Linked DNA regions of Homo sapiens: region 1 is linked to region 2. A link is a contact called in ENCODE Hi-C or POLR2A ChIA-PET data. All regions are on one chromosome and are shown on one strand. Each heading gives the region's core, a stretch centred on a gene start or an enhancer-like site at or near the end of the contact. The rest is flanking DNA. Distances are from core to core; before and after follow the strand shown. Region 1 holds the start of CD36 (CD36 molecule (CD36 blood group)). Region 2 has its middle 57 kb from the start of CD36.

Evidence for each region. A loop is a pair of places that touch in the nucleus more often than their neighbours do. ChIA-PET counts read pairs that join two places held with the same protein, here RNA polymerase II (POLR2A). Pooled maps may share reads with other maps.
Region 1: a loop to region 2 is called in a map of heart right ventricle, with 3 times the contacts of the local background. The contact joins the promoter of CD36 here to the enhancer-like site in region 2. A Hi-C loop is called at or near these places in 8 of 168 maps with a recorded cell type or tissue (PC-3, Right ventricle myocardium inferior, gastrocnemius medialis and 3 more), 1 of 37 single-sample maps with no recorded cell type and 4 of 50 pooled maps. POLR2A ChIA-PET finds 5 or more read pairs at or near these places in 2 of 52 experiments (Panc1 and activated CD4-positive, alpha-beta T cell).

The regions. Positions count from the first base shown.
Region 1 is chr7:80,636,695-80,640,452 of GRCh38, reverse strand. It overlaps CD36 (CD36 molecule (CD36 blood group)), which reads right to left and starts at 1,811. Exons shown (of 15, transcript NM_001001548.3): 1 at 1,707-1,811.
Region 2 is chr7:80,579,844-80,583,262 of GRCh38, reverse strand. No RefSeq gene overlaps it. Among named protein-coding and RNA genes, the nearest start is that of CD36, 57 kb to the left of the region's middle. Within about 2 kb of position 1,646, at least 3 of the 41 ENCODE cell types and tissues checked have a DNase peak (open chromatin) inside an H3K27ac peak, as active enhancers do; they include gastrocnemius medialis and heart right ventricle, where a contact is called at or near this core.

The DNA.
Region 1 (3,758 bases), core at 562-3,061, 57 kb before region 2:
AAATGAAGTAAAATAATATATATTTATATTGTAGAAAATGTTATTGTTATTTTGAAATATTACTATGAAGTATCATTTCAAACCATAACAGTAAAGTGTTATTTCATATTGGCCAAGTGTTTTAAAAATCTAATAAATGTGTATATTTTACAAAAGTAGAAATGAGTATTTGCAAAATAGTTAGATTATAATGAAATGTGATCATATATGTATGGAATTAAAATATGCAAATGGAAAGACAGCTACTAGTTTAGAACAATGCTACTTGCAAGTTTCAGACACATCTTGGGCCAGTGAACAAAAACATCTTCTGATTAGATGCAAGGATACTTACAGAATTAAGTATCTGATAGTTACAGAATTATCTTAAACTTTCCTTTTCAGGAAACACACAGGAAATACACACACATGCAGGGTTCAAATGTGTTAAAGTAAACAAGGTTAAAAAAATTCCTTAAAAAAATAGGGTGGCAACTATAACTTCCAAGGTAAATTCCAAATTCAGTACACTCTGTGCAAGTACCTCCAGTTGTAATTAATATTCTTCCCAGGCTAACCCATTATCTGATGGTTCTCTGTTTGGTTTATTGTTCTGGTTCACTAATGAGTCTGGGAAATTAAATGATTTCTACTTTAGTTCTTATTTTCTTGTAAATTCCAAAGGACCACTGGACTTTCTATATAACAAACATTTTTAAATATTTCATTTTGGCTTCCTTGTGAACCAATATTTAAAGCAATATTTTTTAGCTTCAACACACATTACTGACTTCAAACCACACAGAAAAAGACTAAAAAGTACATGCAAATCTTTACAAAACAGGTTTCAATATGCTACTTGATGATTTCAGAAACTGGGATGTACTCTAGAGAATTTATGCCATTTACAGTTATTTATAATTTTAGTTAATGTATAATTAATTTGAGGCTTTTACTTAATTCCTCCAAATTGATTTCTCCTTTACTTCAACTTGGCATCATCATCTAATAATTCAGTACTATTTGTAATAAGCTTCCTGAATCGAAAAAAAATTAACTTTATTTTTATTCTACTAATTTACACTAATTAAATTTCAGATTATTTAAAAGTAATATACTTTGCTATTCCCAGTAACAATGACAATATCTTTGTTCATTACAGAAAAGAACTTAAAAAGCACATATCCAAAATACACATTGCATTTGATCATGTAGAGCAAGTCAGGTATACCAAAAGTTGTGCAATTCAGATTGAAAATTAAACAAGCTAATGACTCTGTAAAGTAATAGTTAATAATTGCATATTAGACAACATGTTGACATAAGAGCTGTAAGTCATTTATAACATCTAACCTCATTATATTGGTCTGCAGTATAATGATCTTCATCATTTAAACATCATGTATAAATAGCCTAAGTATAAAATGAAAGTTTTATAATAATCCAAATTGGATTATAAATCACTTTAAATATTAACTTATACATACGACATGAAATGCCATTGGGTATGGTTTAAGCATAAAATATAGGAAGGTTGATAACTTGAAAATAATGCAAACCTGATTTTTAGATAAAGCCTAGTGACTAAGAAAACAGTTACTACCTTTTTTCCTGTCCTCCTATATAACTTCTTAGGAGTATTTATACAGTAGTGTCACCTCCCGTCATCTGGGTGATGGGAAAAATCCCTTAATCTTTTTTATTTAAAGAAAAATCATACAACTTACCTTTAAAATGGCTAAGAAGGATTTTTCAATCAAATGCTCCAACATTTGGACAATTCTTAATAGGATCAAATGGTATTCTGCAGGAAAGTCCTACACTGCAGTCCTCAGTACATAAATGCGTGAGAGTTTAAATATGCAACCACACCCCCTCCCCCCCCCAAAAAAAGAGAAGAGAAAGCACTCTACAGTGTCAGATCCCAGTGTGTGGTTTGTTGCCAGAGGAATTGAAAGAAAAAAAAAATCCCCCACACAGCACATTACTGATATGGCTAATAAGGGTCTATTTTTATGTTCTGGTGAAGACCCATTACCTATATCTGAGATATTCAGCATTTTTTTTTTTTTTGGCTATTTCCCATCCAAGTAAGTCAGAGGCCAGAAAAACAAAAGGAACTGACTTGCTGAGTTTCCCCTAACATATTCTCAGATGCTGAACTGAGACCGCTGGTGGAAATAGTAAATTTGGAAGAATAATCATATTCTCACTTCCCTGTCTTGACTGAGCTTGCGAAACTTATTTTATTAAGTTTAAATTTAATGTACTTTTTTATACAGCGTAATTCTGAAATACTGTGAGACTAATAATTCTGAAAACAATTGGAGACTGTCAATCAGCAAGGATGACAAACTGACTTAAAAAAAGGAAACAGCCTATTGTTCTAGCTGGAAGTTCTTAACTGTTTATCATTTTCTGTTAGTTTTGCAAAAATTTCATGATCACAGCACAGTGCTCCTACAAAAAATAAACTCTTTAAATTTCTTCAACCAAAATATGTCTAAGTAGAATTACTATTGAGGATAATCTTTAGTACTTAAGTCACTTTCAAAAAAAAAAAAAGCATTATGTTGATATTGAATCAAAATAGAAGGCCTTGCACTTTGGGGAAAGAACCTTCACTATCAAGACCCTGTTCTTATAAAGAAATTCTCAGAATCATACAGGAAAACCTTCACAGGGTTAACCTGGCATGTATTTGATAGGAGAGCTGGATAAATGCATTCAAACAACCTTAGAAGTAAAGTAACCTAAGAATACCAGACAGAAATATATTTAGTTCATTAGGTCATATTTAAACCAGTCCTTAAGTTAGAATGCTCGTGCTGTCCTTTTTGGGCATGTGAGGCACACAACGAATCCTTTCATTTGCAAGCAGTGCCATACAACTGAAAAAAAAAACCCCAAACACTCTTTTCTCCTCAAGAATTTTTTTTCCCCAGGGAAGTTTTTACTGACATATTTATTTAAAAAATAAGTCATAAAAATATTGTAAGTCTATTACTTTTTTTTCAAATCTCAGACCACTTAATTAGGATAAAGTAGAAATGACCATGTGCAATCTCTTTATAATTTATGCTTTCAGTTAGAAAAGAATAACTCACAGTGATTTCATGAAACTTAAGAAGGTAATTCCCTTAAATAACTGCGACCTTTTATCTTGGTGGCACGATATAAAATGGTAGTATAAAGACATATTATTTTGGTTAAGAATATCTATTTTGTAGATAGCTGTTTTGTATTTAAGCTAATTTATTTCTCAACCTTAATTCTCACACACTCACACTCTAATATGACAATTCAGAAAAAGATTACCAACGAAAGGGTTCAGATAAGACCTGTTTAAAAGAGCATATTTTAAAGATATTAAAAGACTAAAGTATAATGAAAATATGATCGCAATTAGAGAAAGATTATTTCAGAAAAAATACATGCAAAATAGATGCCTAAGTTGACATTAAACTTACTTGGGTATTATTTAATCAGTAGCCTAATGCCATTCAAATCTGCTGTCACTGGAGAGGAAAATGTCACAGAGTCCCATGAGCAGTCCAAAGAATCAAATTTACATTCCCAGAGACAGCTGTTAAGTGTTCAATCCCATAGACAACAGTTCCTGAGTAGCTTAGCATACAAGATCTGAAAGCACACAGCTGAGTCAAATCTGCAACTGTGGATTTTTAGAAAAATATAGACCTTAAACAATAACATAGCAAAATGCTGTACCCATTTTAAAGTAAAGAGTGTTGGGGTTTTCATTTTTTTAAAGACTATGC
Region 2 (3,419 bases), core at 397-2,896:
AAATTTGATTTAATTACTTTGTATTAACTAAGACATTCAGTTACCTTTTGAGAGTTACATATCACTTATATTTTAATTATTTTAACCCATATTATCAAGATCCACACATTTTGGAATGTTTTCTATTTTAATGGAACCATGTGGTTTTAAGATGTTCTTCATGGGTGGCTGAAGTATTCTGCTATTTATCTGGAAGAACTTGAAAATTATTTTATTGTTACCTGTAGGTTTACTTTGTTTGGCTAAAGCCATCATAAACTTCATTATTCAATGAGGCTCTTTCACGCTCTTTGGATTGTGATGTGTTTCATCTCAATTGTTAGCTTTTAAACCGAATTTTTTAATGTGGTTAACTGAGATAAGTGAACATGATGGCAAAATACATATATTTCATTGCTTCTTCTGCTATATTCTTTTCAATGTTAAATATTCTATAATTCTAGTAAGTGTATGACTTTATATATTTATGACCAAGTTTTATTGTTAGATTGAGCCCTTAGAGACTCTCTGTTTTCCAAGCAATAATTTATATGTTTTAACAGTTTTAATTTGGAATACTTAAAACATCACTTAGCATGGTTGATTGCATGTAATTACCACCTGTGAATATCTGTTGTGTGAAGAGACTTCAGTTTAGTAATATTAATATTGAAAAAAACAATATAAATATGCTTGCTATTTTGCTGTTTTCTATAAATAATGCTTTGATGTGCAAAAGAGTCTTTAGTTTCCCAGCTGTAGTCCTACTAACCCCTCTAGACTCAAGTGTTACTTCCTAAAAGGTGTCTTCCTGGACCCCTAAAAGTGGGATCTTCCTGTCCTGAGTGCTTCCTGTGCGTATTTCTGTTCCTGCAGTTGTCGTGCTATTTTGTATTAATGCTGCTCTCTCTCTGGGCCTGTTTTTTTCCACCAGACAGTGAACTTCTTAAAGGCCAAAAATGTAGACTATAATTCTTGTACTCTCCATGCCTGGAATATAAAATGTGCTGCGTATTTCTAGAATAAATGGATAAATGAAAATATTGTCTATTTTGCTAGATGAAAATCCATGATTCCACATCTGTATAAACGAACAAATGTGGCTGCGTAAAAGTGAAAATACTCTAGAAGATGGGGTCATTACTTCCTCATTTTAATGTAGCCCTCTATACATGCCCCAATATTTCTATCAGGCAACTTTTGTGCAAGATAAATGTATTCAATGTAACTGTCTGGGAAGATAATTTGTAAGAACATATTTTTCTGAGAATTTCACATTGTGTTCACTTATCTCAGTTAACAACATTAAAAATTCAGTTAAAAAAGTTTTTAAGGACTTTATTATCAGAAGCATAGCTGCCATTGTGTATATGAGTACATGCGTGTTTCTCTTTACTGTCAAGTTTTTCTGATTAGAAGTAAAATCACATTCCTTTTGGAATCCAGATATTTTTAGTGTAAGACAAAACTATTTTTAAATTGGCATATCAACACTCTTAGGCTCCAAGAGATACTCTCCATTCTCCTCAAAATAACTGTATGTGACTAGATTGGTTCTCCAGGTTCTCACACACCGTGTGACCCTAGCATTTGTAGGTGAGAACACTTATTTCATCAGAGGCTTAGTCACTTCCAATATGCTGGACTGGGCTGGCTCACACCTCTAGGTCACAGGAGTGTCCCATGTTCTGGATCAGGGAGCAATTATGCTGCCTCTGTAATAGGCCTTGCTGTTGATGTTGCTTTTACTTTGGTACTCTGGTTTTGAGTACTGGGGTCCATAATTTTGTCTTCATAAATCCTTCTAGGTATTAGATTCTGTACCAGAAAAATCACTTTCAATGAACTAAAGTTCCTGAACTTATTTTCTCCTAACAAGGTCTTAGACAGCTGCTTTGCACATTCTCTAATACATTCTATGCCTAATATAAGAATATTGATTATCTATTTGCACCAGATATGACGGCTTTACATAGACCATCTCATTTGGAATATTTTATCTAATCCAATGAATACCATTCAAACCAAATACTCGTGAGTATTTCTTATGTGAGCTGATGGTAGGGGCTGTTGTTAGGCTCACACAAGAGAGCAAGCCTTGAGGCTGATATTTACCAGTCAGATCTTCCTTACTCTTTGGTACGTCCCATCTAGGGACTCACAACTCCATTAACACCTACATGTTTGATACCCACTGTGATATACCTGGTATCAGGGGCCTACATTGCAACCAAATGGGGTAACTTGCTTTACTGAACCCTATGAAATCAAGACACAAATGCACAGTAGGCTCCCTTCTCCTTGGGCTTTTAAAAAATTTTTCCATAATAAAAATGGAAAATGGGATTGCTGCCTTCATCAGCACTAACCTTATATCTCTGGAATTTTTTTGTTCCAACCAACTATACCATACTGTTAATATTCTGATATCTGTTTTACTTGGTTCTTCAATTCAAATTTTTCTCTTAAGAGCACTAGCTTTAATCCTTAGACTCAGACACACTATAATACTTTGACCCGTAAATCATCTTGGTTGATTTTCTAACATTTGCCCTCTGGCATCAGGCACCATGATGTAAGGACTCAGAACTCTCTGTGCTATCATCACAACTCAAAAATCCTGGCCCATTACTGGCCTGGTCCCCCACTAACTCACAGAATAGCATATTCTCTCTTTTCCTTGCCTATATGAAGCTCCAAATTTTGTAGAAACAGAATTTTCTGAGATATTAATTTTTATCTGTCCCTTCTGTATCTCCTTTTATCCCTCTTCCAAGGAGATACTAAGGCCTTTGAGTTTCCTTGTCAAAAATATTCATTTTTATGGGATAAAAACAAAAGCTGCTTGAGGCCAACTGCTCTTACTGTCTTTTGTAAAAGTTAATGCTCATTGAAAAAGTGATGCTAATGACCTGGAGAAAAATTTTAAAAGTATGGAATATTTTTAAGAGTGAGAATTGTGGGAACAATCTCCAGCTTCTAGGAAGGAGACATGAGACTAGTAAGATGACAAAGACCTGGGTTCCCGCTAATAAGGGGAGACACATTACAGAAGGAATAGAAGATAAAAGAACCACAGGAGCAGGTAGTGGTGGCTCGCACTGATGGAAACAACTTTATGATCATAGCCTCAGGCCTCTCAGTTGGACAGTTAAGTCTGAATGCCACTGAACACTTTTGGAAAGGCAGAGAGATGACACGGCTTCAGACTCCCTGAAAGCAGGCTGCCAAGATGGTGGAAACTGATTTAAAATGGAAAAGCGTAGTCCTGGGTCTTCCATCAACGTGGGGCCCTGTGATGTGCACAGATAGTGTGATGTAAAGGAAGAAACCACCAGATCTCTAATAGTCTTTTTGCACCTGAAAAAGACTATTAGGTTTTATTTCTAGTGCTCTGGCACACACAGTGTCCTGAGGTTGCACGAGAAAATCAAGCCCTG